2 separate regions of the Homo sapiens genome follow, and region 2 is linked to region 1. The links are chromatin loops, found by intact Hi-C in ENCODE. Cell type or tissue: CD4-positive, alpha-beta T cell. All regions are shown on one strand. Links, peaks and the distances in the headings refer to the core of each region. The heading gives the core; the rest is flanking DNA.

Region 1 (5,378 bases), core at 69-5,068:
AACAACAGTTAGGCTGGGCGCAGTGGCTCATGCCTGTCATCCCAGCACTTTGGGAGACCAAGGCGGGCGGATCACCTGAGGTCAGGAGTTCAAGACCAGCCTGACCAACATGGAGAAACCCCGTCTCTACTAAAAATACAAAATTAGCTGGGCGTGGTGGCACATGCCTGTAATCCCAGCTACTAGGGAGGCTGAGGCAGGAGAATTGCTTGAACCTGGGAGGCGGAAGTTGCGGTGAGTCAAGATCGCGCCATTGCACTCCAGCCTGGGCAACGAGAGTGAAACCCTGTCTCAAAATTAAAAAAATAAAAAATAAAATAAAACAACAGTGAGATGCCACTACACACCTATTAGAATGGTGAAAACAACACACTGACAACACCAAATGCTGTCGAGGATGTGGAGCAACAGAAACTCTCATTCATGAGAATGCAAAATGGCACAGCCACTTTGGAAGACAGTTTGGCGGCTTCTTACAAAACTAAACATACTCTTACTATACCATCCAGTAATTGCATTCCTTGATATTTACCCAAATGACTTGAAAACTTATGTCCCCACGTAAATCTACACACAGGAATGTTTATAGCAGCTTTATTCATAATTGCAAAAACATGGAAGCAACCAAAATGTCCTTTGGTAGGTGAGTGGATAAATAAACTGGTACATCCAGATAGTGGAATATTATGCAGTGAGAAAAAGAACTGAGCTACCAAGCCATAAAAAGACATGGAAGAGGCCAGGCGCGGTGGCTCATGCCTGTAATCCTAGCACTTTGGGAAGCGGAGGCAGGTGGATCACTTGAGGTCAGGAGTTTGAGACCAGCCTGGCCAACATGGTGAAACCCCATCTCTACTAAAAATGAGCTGGGCGTGGTGGCACACGCCTGTAATCCCAGCTACTCAGGAAGCTGAGGCAGGAGAATCACTTGAACCCGGGAGGCGGAGGTTGCAGAGAGCCGAGATCGCGCCACTGCACTCCAGCCTGGGTGACAGAGCGAGACTCTGTCTCAGAAAAAAAAAAAAAAATGGAGGAAACTTAAATGCATATTACTAAGTGATAGGTTTGGCTGTGTCCCCACCCAAATCTCATCTTGAATTATAGCTCCCATAATTCCCACGCGTTGTGGGAGAGACCCAGTGGGAGATAACTGAATCATGGGGGGCAGTTTCCCTCATATTGTTCTCATGGTAGTGAATAAGTCTCACAAAATCTGATGGTTTCATAAGGGGAAAACCCTTTTGCTTGGTCCACATTCTCTTTTATCTGCCACCATGTAAAACATGCCTTTTACCTTCCACCATTATTGTGAGGCCTCCCCAGCCACGTGGAACTGTGACTCCGTTAAACCTCTTTATAAATTACCCAGTCTTGGGTATGTCTTTATAAGCAGCATGAGAACAGACTGATATACTAAGTGAAAGAAGCCAATCTGAAAAGGCTACATACTGTATGATTCCAACTATATGACATTCCGGAAAAGGCAAAACTAAGGAGGCAGTAAAAAGATTAGTGGTTTACAGGAGTTGAGGGGAAGGAGAGATGAATAAGTGGAGCACAGAGGATTTTTAGGGCAGTGAAACTACTCTGCATGATACTGCAATGATGGATATGTGTCCTTGTATCTTTGTCAAAACCCATAAAATATACAACACGAGTGAGTCATAATGTAAACTATGGACTTTGGGTGATGATGATGCGTCAATTGCAGGTTCATCAATTGCAACAACTGTACAGCTCTGGTTAGGGGTGGTGATAGTGACAGAGGTTGTGGGTGTGTAGGGGCAGGAGTTATCTGGGAAATTTCTGCACTTTCTGCTCAATTTTGCCATGAACCTAAAACTGCTCTAAAAAATAAAGTCTTAAAAAAAGATGAAATTTTAAAACAATGATTCCAAAGTCATTTTGGGCATGTTGGCATCCTGAGATTATAAACAAGATTATGATTATAAACGAGGTCATGGTTATGATCAGAGGAAACTATGTGCTTTGTAGCAAACTGTTTCCTTGAAAAATTTCTGAACTGTACATTTGTAAGCATCAAGCTGAATGGATACAGTATGAAAACACTGTCCACCAGCTCTTTCCAAATGTAGAGCAGTTAATGGGTAAAAAGGAAGCCACTACTCTTTGTCTTCATCCATTTCCGAGAGAGAAGAGCAATACTTAAATTGTCTTTGATGCTATTTGTTTGACACCATTAATTCTTGTCATGCAATGTTTTTCTCTTTCATTTCTCAGCATGGGAAAAAAGGTGGAACAAAGAGAACCCCAGGCCTGGCCCTGTGAGTCTTCTTGGCCTTCTGTTAAATCACTGGCTTTCTAATTGGGCGACAGCTGGGGAGGATCCCTGCTGCTCCCCAGGGTTTCCTGAGGCCGCACGCAGCCTTTCCCCCCAACCTTGTAAGGGAGAGGAAATGGCATGGATCTGTCCAAGCTCTCTAACCAGAAACTGCATCTGTTAGCTCATGTCAGAGTGACCTAAAAGTTGCCTCTTGGCAACGCTTGGGCGATAGAAGAGACTCCTGCTGCCACCCTCAGGGTAAAATGAATAACTGAATTAGATACTTGAAATCAGAAGGGAAAACATATCGGGATCTTGTTGACAATTCATCCCTTCTATCCATTCCTTTATTTTATTTTTATTTTTAATCTTTTTATTTATTAATTTTGTACTTGGTTTAGCTCATGATTTCATTATTTTATTTTTTGGGGGACAGGCTTTCATTCTGTCACCCAGGCTGGAGTGCAGTGGCATGATCTCAGCTCACTGCAGCCTCGACCTCCTTGGCTCAGGCAATCCTCCCACCTCAGCCTCCTAAGTAGCTGGGACCACAGGCATGAGCCACCACGCCCAGATAATTTTTTTTATTTTTGGTAGTGACGAGGTCTCCCTATGTTGCCCAGCGTGGTCTTGAACTCCTGGAATCAGGCGATCCTTCCACTTCAGCCTCCCAAGTAGCTGAGACTACAGGTGTGAGCCACCACATGTGGCTAATTTTTGTATTTTTAGTAGAGACGGAATCTCACAATGTTGCCCAGGCTACATCTTGAACCCCTGGGCTCAAGCAATTCGCCTGCCCCGGCCTCCCAAAGTGCTGGGATTACAGGCATGAGCCACCATGCCTGGCCTCTATCAATTCCTTTACTAACAATTGACGTACGTTTGGAATCTTCCCTATAGAAATAGCATGCATTGTAGGCACTTCATCAGCCACCAACTTCTACTGCCTTCACTTGGTTGTAGTTCCCAATGATTCCAAAGACATGAGAGATTGTTTTTCAAAAAATATGTATTAAATACCTGTTGCACATGGCAGCTTGCCAGGTAATGTGTAAGGATAATGAAACCTGCCTGGCCTCTCCTCTCCAGAAATGTATCATTGCAGAGGGGCACAGGGATGAAAAGACATCTATTTGGCCAAACCCAATGTGTATTAGTGTTAAATAAAAACACTCAAAAACATTTTAAAAAGAAGAGCACAGGTGCAAGAAAAAGCAGAGTCAGAATGAACCAATACAGAGGTGGAAAGCTACTTCCCTTTAACATATTCCAGCCACAGACGCATACATTTTGGGAACAGGGTTAAGAAAGGGTAGAAAGCAAAAGAATGGGGCCAGGTGAGGTGGCTCACACCTGTAATCCTAGCACTTTGGGAAAAACAGTGTGAAACCCCGTCTCTACTAAAAATACAAAAATTGGCCGGGCGCAGAGGCTCACATCTGTAATCCCAGCACTTCGGGAGGCCGAGGTGGGTGGATCACCTGAGGTCAGGAGTTCAAGACCAGCCTGGCCAACATGGTAAAACCCCGTCTCTACTAAAAATACAAAAATTAGCCAGGCACGGTGGTGGGTGCCTGTAATCCCAGCTACTTGGGAGGCTGAGGCAGGAGAATTGCTTGAACCTGGGAGGCAGAGGTTGCAGTGAGCCAAGATCGCACCACTGCACTCCAGCCTGGACAACAAAGCAAGACTCGGTCTCAGAAAATAAATAAATAAATAAATAAATATACAAAAATCAGCCAGTCGTGGTGGCACACGCCTGTAATCTCAGCTACTCAGGAGGCTGAGGCAGGAGAATTGCTTGAACCTGGGAGGCAGAGGTTGCAGTGAGCCAAGATCACACCACTGCACTCCAGCCTGGGTGACAGAACCAGACTCCTCAACTCTAAAAAAAATAATATAATAATAATAATAATAATAATAATAAAGAAAGCAAAGAATAGGGCCTCTAGAGAACAAAATTTTGGCAGAAGTGGTTGGGATTAAATCCTATGTGGTTAAACAAAGCCCCATTAGCCAAGGGTCTAAGCTTTTCTACATTGTATTCTTTCTGTCATCATCATCATCACTTTTTTTTTCTTGAGACGGAGTCTCACTCTGTTGCCCAGGCTGGAGTGCAGTGGTGCGATCTCGGCTCACTGCAACCTCTGCCTCCCAGGTTCAAGTGATTCTCCTGCCTCAGCCTTCCAAGTAGCTGGAATTACAGGCACATGCCACCATGCCTGGCTAATTTTTTGTATTTTTAGTAGAGACAGGGTTTCACCATGCTGGCCAGGCTGGTCTTGAACTCCTGACCTCAGGTGATCCACCCACCTCGGCCTCCCAAAGTGCTGGGGTTAGAGGCGCGAGCTACTGTGCCTGGCCTCATCATCACTTTTTAAACTGTTAAAGAACATCTACTTCCGGCAGTTACCACCTGGATAATATGTCCCTTTGGTCACCTCTGGTTCTAATTCCACTGTCCCCAGAATTCTTGTTCTTTTCTCTGTTTCTCTGTGTTTATAGGGCCAAGGGAGAAAGATGACAAGCTGACAAGCCCGGGCCACACAGCAGAAAATATAACAAAGTCAAACAGAGGACATCCACTTTCTTAGAAGTCCCCTTACCTCCCAGCAGCTGAAGATTCCTGCTGCCCACAGAACCCCCAGGCTTACCTCTCCCTCCCCATTTCTTCCTCACTCCATTCCTGAAAGATTGCCTCTGGCTGTCTGCTTCAGGCAATGCCCGGCGCAAGACCCAAGTTAGAATTCTTATCTTTTTTCATTTTGTTCTTTTAGAAGATCCTCCCTTCTGCAAAGGTTGCCACTTTTTTGAGACAATAGGGAGAATATTGGTGACGTCATTATAAATTATTAAGATATGATATTTATATTTTGAAATTGTAAGAAAATTAGGCAGGGCATGGTGGCTCATTGCCTATAATCCCAGCACTTTTGGAGGCCAAGTTGGGAGGATGGCTTGAGGCTAGGAGTTCGAGACCAGCCTGGCGAACATGGCGAAATCCTGTCTTTACGAAAAAAGAAAAAGAAAAAGAAAAATTAGCTGGGTGTGGTGGTGCATGTCTGTATTCCCAGCTACTTGGGAGCCTGAGATG
Region 2 (5,378 bases), core at 190-5,189, 300 kb before region 1:
TGTCCTCCATGCTGTGGCTCGTGGGGGCCTTCCCTGTTGCCTCTACACTAGGCTTTGCTGGTATCCAAACTCCAGCTCCTTTCTCTTTCTGCCTTTGTTTTTTTGTTTTTTGTTTTGTTTTTGTTTTTGTTTTTGAGACATAGTCTTGCTCTGTTGCCCAGGCTGGCTGGGGTGCAATGGTGCCATCTCGGCTCACTGCAACCTCCACCTCCCGAGTTCAAGCGATTCTCCTGTCTCAGCCTCCCAAGTAACTGGGATTACAGGCACACGCCACCACGCCCTGCTAATTTTTTGTATTTTCAGTAGAGACAAGGCTTCGCCATGTCGGCCAGGCTGGTCTTAAACTCCTAACCTCAGATGATCCTTCCGCCTTGGCCTCCCAAAGTGCTGGGATTACAGGCGTGAGCCACCGTGTCTGGCCTCCTTTCTGCCTTTGTAAAGTGAGGGTAATGTTTCCTGCCACCTGGGCTGTGGTCAGGAAAATTAAACGAGGTCACCCTTTGCATCTGGCATGGGGCAGGTATTCAGTTAATATGAGTTCATCTTTCTTCCTGGTCCTCCCTGCTTACCTGCCTAGTACTACCCAGAACTTTAGCTCTACTGAATTCATTGCTGGGCTCCAGGCATTCCTGGTACTTCGTGGCAGAAGTGACTTCATTTCTCATCCAGTTAACAAGCATTTTTGGAGGTCTTGGTGTTTTAATCCTTTGGTCAGGTGGCACCTCCTCTCAGGTGCTAGCCTTAATGACTGTGTTTCTTTTTTTCTTTTTTTTTTTTTTCCTTGAGACAGAGTTTTGCTCTTATTGCCCAGGCTGGAGTGCAATGGTGCGATCTTGGCTCACCACAACCTCCGCCTCCCGGGTTCAAGCGATTCTCCTGCCTCAGCCTCCCGAGTAGCTGGGATTACAGGCATGCACCACCACACCTGGCTAATTTTGTATTTTTCAGTAGAGACGGGGTTTCTCCATGTTGGTCAGGCTGGTCTCAAACTCCCGACCTCAGGTGATCCGCCCACCTCAGCCTCCCAAAGTTCTGGGATTACAGGTGTGAACCACCGTGCCTGGCCCAATGACTGTGTTTCTTTTCTTTTCTTCTTTTTTTTGAGACAGAGTCTCACTCTGTCGCCTAGGCTAGAATACAGTGGTATGATCCCGGCTCACTGCAACTTCTGTCTCCCAGGTTCAAGCGATTCTTCTCCCTCAGCCTCCTGATTTAGCTGGGATTACAGGCATGCACCACCATGCCCAGTTAATTTTTTTTTGTATTTTTTAGTAGAAACAAGGTTTTACCATGTTGGCCAGGCTGGTCTTGAACTCTTGATCTCAAGTGATCCACCTGCCTCGGCCTCCCAAAGTGCTGGGATTACAGGCGAGAGCCACTTCGCCCAGCCTCTTTCTGTTTCACAACACCTGGCATTTACATTTTTCACAGCCTTGTTCATACCTTGTGGTGGTTACCTGTTTCCCTACCCCTCTGCTAAGTAGTTTGTGAGCTTATCAAGAGTGGAGACTAAGTCTGATTCATTTCACTGTCCTCACTGCCCAGCCCAGTATCTTACTTAGTAGCTACCTGGTAAGTCTTTCTTGAATGGATAAGTAGGAGCCCCTCTCCTGTTTGATCTCCTTTTCTCCTCTCTTTTTCCCCTCTCTCCAAAGCCAGGAAGTCGCTGTGTTCCCTTCTTTTTAAGAACCTATTCTTGTGTCAGGTTTGGGACTATAGTTGTGGTTGCACCATCCCTGCTGGAGACCCCTGGCTGGGGCAGGCCCATGACTCTGGGAGATGGCTGACCATGTGTGGCCAGGATGGACTTGGGCATAACTGGCTGGAGTGTGTTAATCCACAGGCTTGGGGGCAAGGAGGGACACCTGGACCACTGGAATGTTGTGCACAAACAGGAGTCCTTGTGCTGCGCATGGAAGCTCATTAAGGGCTTCCAGGTGTCTTTGTCATCTCTAGAAATCCAGCCACATTTTCCTGGGGTGTGGGCCCTGATGATGGGACTGGCTGGGTATTCCCTTGTCACCTCTTCCTCCCCTCCTGTCCCGCTACTCACCTGGGACTTTCTGAGGGTCTCTCAGTTGTGCATAATCTCTGTGCTGATCTCCTCCCCTTCTGTGATTGGCGACAACTTCCCCTAGTATATGGTACGTTATTTACAAAGCTTCTTTAGGTCCTGAAACTCCTCACAGCTCTGTCCGGTAGATCAACATATCCCCCATTCTATAGGAAACTGAGAGTGATAACAGACAGCAAGTGTGTGGCAAAGCTGGGGTTGGAACCCAGAGCTCTTGCGTTCCAAACCTTGTGCTTACAACTTTGCCAGAGATGCTTCTCCTCTGGCTTTCTTAGGGGATGGGTTCCACCCCTTGCTTGAGCTGGGGAAAAATGGCCTTACGGATAGGTGGGCCCCTATGTCTGGTCTCTAATACCCCAGATCCTATAAATCCCTGGGCAGGCCTGTGTCCACAAGGAGCAGGCTTGGGATCCTGTAGTTTGCAGCCTTGTTGCTAGGTCAGGCTGGCTGCTTCTGGTAGCCAGCAGAGGGCGTGAGGGGCCCAGGAAAGGTCTGCTGCTTCTGGTTGGTTTTGTTTTGAAATGAAAATTATGTTTTAAGAGGTTATATGGTCATTATTTTTTTAATTAAAAAATAGGCATTTGTACAGGTTCATTTAAGTTGAACCTTCGTGGTGCCAGGTGTGCTTTGGAATTTAGGAAAAAAACAATTTATAAAACTTACCTGGTGTGTATACTTTGTGTTACATAACACCTCCAGCAGGGTCTGAGGCAGCACCTCATAATCAAACACCTGAATGTTTTCTGCATTGAAATATTTGAATATTTACCCCAAGTGGGATAAATAGATTCTTGTCAGTTCTGGTCAGGTTATGATGCCAAATGAATTAGATAAAGACTTTTGGGCCGGGCACAGTGGCTCATGTCTGTAATCCCAGCACTTTGGGAGGCCGAGGTGGGTGGATCACGAGATCAGGAGATCGAGACCATCCTGGCTAACATGGTGAAACCCCGTCTCTACTAAAAATACAAAAAATTAGCCAGGCATGGTGGCAGGCGCCTGTAGTCCCAGCTAGTCGGGAGGCTGAGGCAGGAGAATGGCATGAACCCGGGAGGCAGAGCTTGCAGTGAGCCGAGATAGTGCCACTGCACTCCGGCCTGGGCAAAAGAGTGAGACTGCATCTCAAAAAAAAAAAAAAAAAAAAAAGACTTGATTTTCAAAGCTTTTTGGGTTTAGTGTAACTTTATAAAAGGGAAAGTGCAATAAAATCGCTGATAACACCAGGACTTAGGGATATTTTGCTGTCTAGCCTTCCCAATTTTGTGTACGTGTGTTTGTATACATACATATGTATATATGTGTAGATATCTGTTAAATGTGTTCAGTCACAGATGAGAACATTGTTTGCACACTTTTGCCTTCTAGAGTATATCTCTTTTTTTTTTTTTTGAGACAGAGTTTCGCTCTTGTTGCCCAGGCTGGAACGCAATGGGGTGATCTTAGCTCACCGCAACCTCTTACCTCCTGGGTTCGAACGATTCTCCTGCCTAAGCCTCCCATGTAGCTGGGATTACAGGCATGCACCACCACGCCTGACTACTTTTGTATTTTTATTAGAGACGGGGTTTCTCCATGTTGGTCAGGCTGGTCTCGAACTCCCGACCTCAGGTGATCCACCCACCTTGGCCTCCCAAAGTGCTGGGATTACAGGTGTGAGCCACCATGCCCGGCCTACAGCATATCTTGGAATCCTCTAGCCCTTTGTCAGGTTCAGGATCTAGGCTCTTGCTAGTTACCCCCTCTTCACCACCTTTCCTAGATGAAACTCCTTGAGGTAGAGCCACATTCTCCACCCAGGCACTTGCTGGGTCTGAGTCTCTGGCTGCCTGAGGCAGTGTGGCTCCCTGGGCCAGGCCCTGCAAGGTCAACAGAAGCCATAAGGCATATGGGGCCACTGTTCTCAGGGCACCTAGGACCCTTTTGGAAGTAAGTCTTAGTTTCACTCAGCAACTAATTCCCTAAAAGAGTCTCCTACTTCACATGCATGGAGTGGTCAAACAGGGCTGAGAACTTTACCTTGGCCAGCGTCCTCTCTGTCAATGATCTAGGCCTCTCGGGAGCTTGAGGTCGGGGCCCTGGGGAGGGAGTACAGGTTTTCCCTGTTGCTGACCCCCACCTCTTCCCTCCAGCAGGAGCATTGGTTTGAAAAGGCCCTACGAGACAAGAAGGGCTTCATCATCAAGCAGATGAAGGAGGATGGCGCCTGTCTCTTCCGGGCTGTAGGTGAGTCTCTGCCTTAGTCCTTAAGGGCCTAGGGCTGCCCCTAAGCTGTGTCCCAGTTATCAGGAATAGCCCCTGAGACAGGGTTGAGGCAGAGCTAGCTAATCTTTTAGGGACTCTAGGCTCCAGCCTCAAGTTGGTATCTGACCTCTAGCCGTGGGTCTTGAGACATTGTAGTGGTGCAAGATTAATATGCATAATAACAGCAAGAAGAATGATAAAGAAAATAATATCCTTTGGGACACATTGTCAGGTGCTACAGGAAACCTCTTTGATTCCCCTCTAAGCTAGGTGAGTGTAGGGACTACTGTTGCTTCCATTTGTCAGATGAGAAAAGTGGCTCAGAGATGGTGGGTGACTTGTCTGGAGTGAAATAATAAGTGGTAGAGTTGGGATTCAGTGTCTGGGTTAGATTAGTCTGAGGCCCATGCTCTTAACCATAGCATACTGCTGCCACCCTGGGCTGTATGACCCCTAGGTTTATACCCAGATCCCATCTCTGGTGTGTTGCGGGTCTCTGTTCCTCAATCTGTGTGTATGGGGGCTATCAGACTAGATCTTTACAAATTTCTTATATCATAGAATTTTTTTTCAACTTATATAAAAGTAGAGAGAATGATGAACCCTCATGTACCCATCATCCAGCTTCAAAATAGTCAATACGTGGCCAGCCTTGTTTCATCACTATCCCGCCCACTCTTTCTCACTCCCCTGAAAGAAGAGTATTTTTAAAGCAAAACCCCGACATTGGATCATTTCATTCATAAATATTTCTGTATGTTTCTCTGACAGATACAGACTTACTCTCTTCTTTTTAACATAATCAAAATGCCATTACTGCACCTAACAGAATTAATAATGCCTTAATACCATCTGTTATCCAGTCTGAGTTAGATCTTTGAGGCCATTTTGGCTCTGAATCTGTGACCCAACAAGTAGTTGTGAGGTCCTGTGCTAGGGTGAAGGGGAAGCTGGGAATGTGACCTGATCCTCCCTGTGGTTCTCTGATATCTACCAAGGAAAAGTGCCCTCTGATAGGAGCTTTGAGCTGGGAGTCAGAAGACCTACCTTCTAGTTCTGGCCC

What was found. A loop is a pair of places that touch in the nucleus more often than their neighbours do. Peaks named below come from ENCODE experiments on the same cell type or tissue, not always from the same donor. Only the 100,000 strongest peaks of a DNase experiment are listed, where the experiment ranks them.
Region 2: it touches region 1 in a loop (8-fold over the local background); 19 of 110 quality-filtered maps call a loop at or near these places.

The regions. Positions count from the first base shown.
Region 1 is chrX:48,645,598-48,650,975 of GRCh38, reverse strand. The region is part of intron 1 of LOC124905186 (a long non-coding RNA gene); the gene reads right to left. Among named protein-coding and RNA genes, the nearest start is that of WAS, 36 kb to the left of the region's middle. RefSeq lists an enhancer at 1,910-2,572. In CD4-positive, alpha-beta T cell, for the core only: a CTCF peak has its summit at 2,565; a DNase peak (open chromatin) is centred at 2,515.
Region 2 is chrX:48,943,109-48,948,486 of GRCh38, reverse strand. OTUD5 (OTU deubiquitinase 5) reads left to right here. Exons shown (of 9, transcript NM_001136157.2): 2 at 4,204-4,297. Among named protein-coding and RNA genes, the nearest start is that of OTUD5, 12 kb to the left of the region's middle. In CD4-positive, alpha-beta T cell, for the core only: CTCF peaks have their summits at 2,350 and 2,549 (motif pointing right); a DNase peak (open chromatin) is centred at 2,536; H3K27ac peaks cover 446 bases.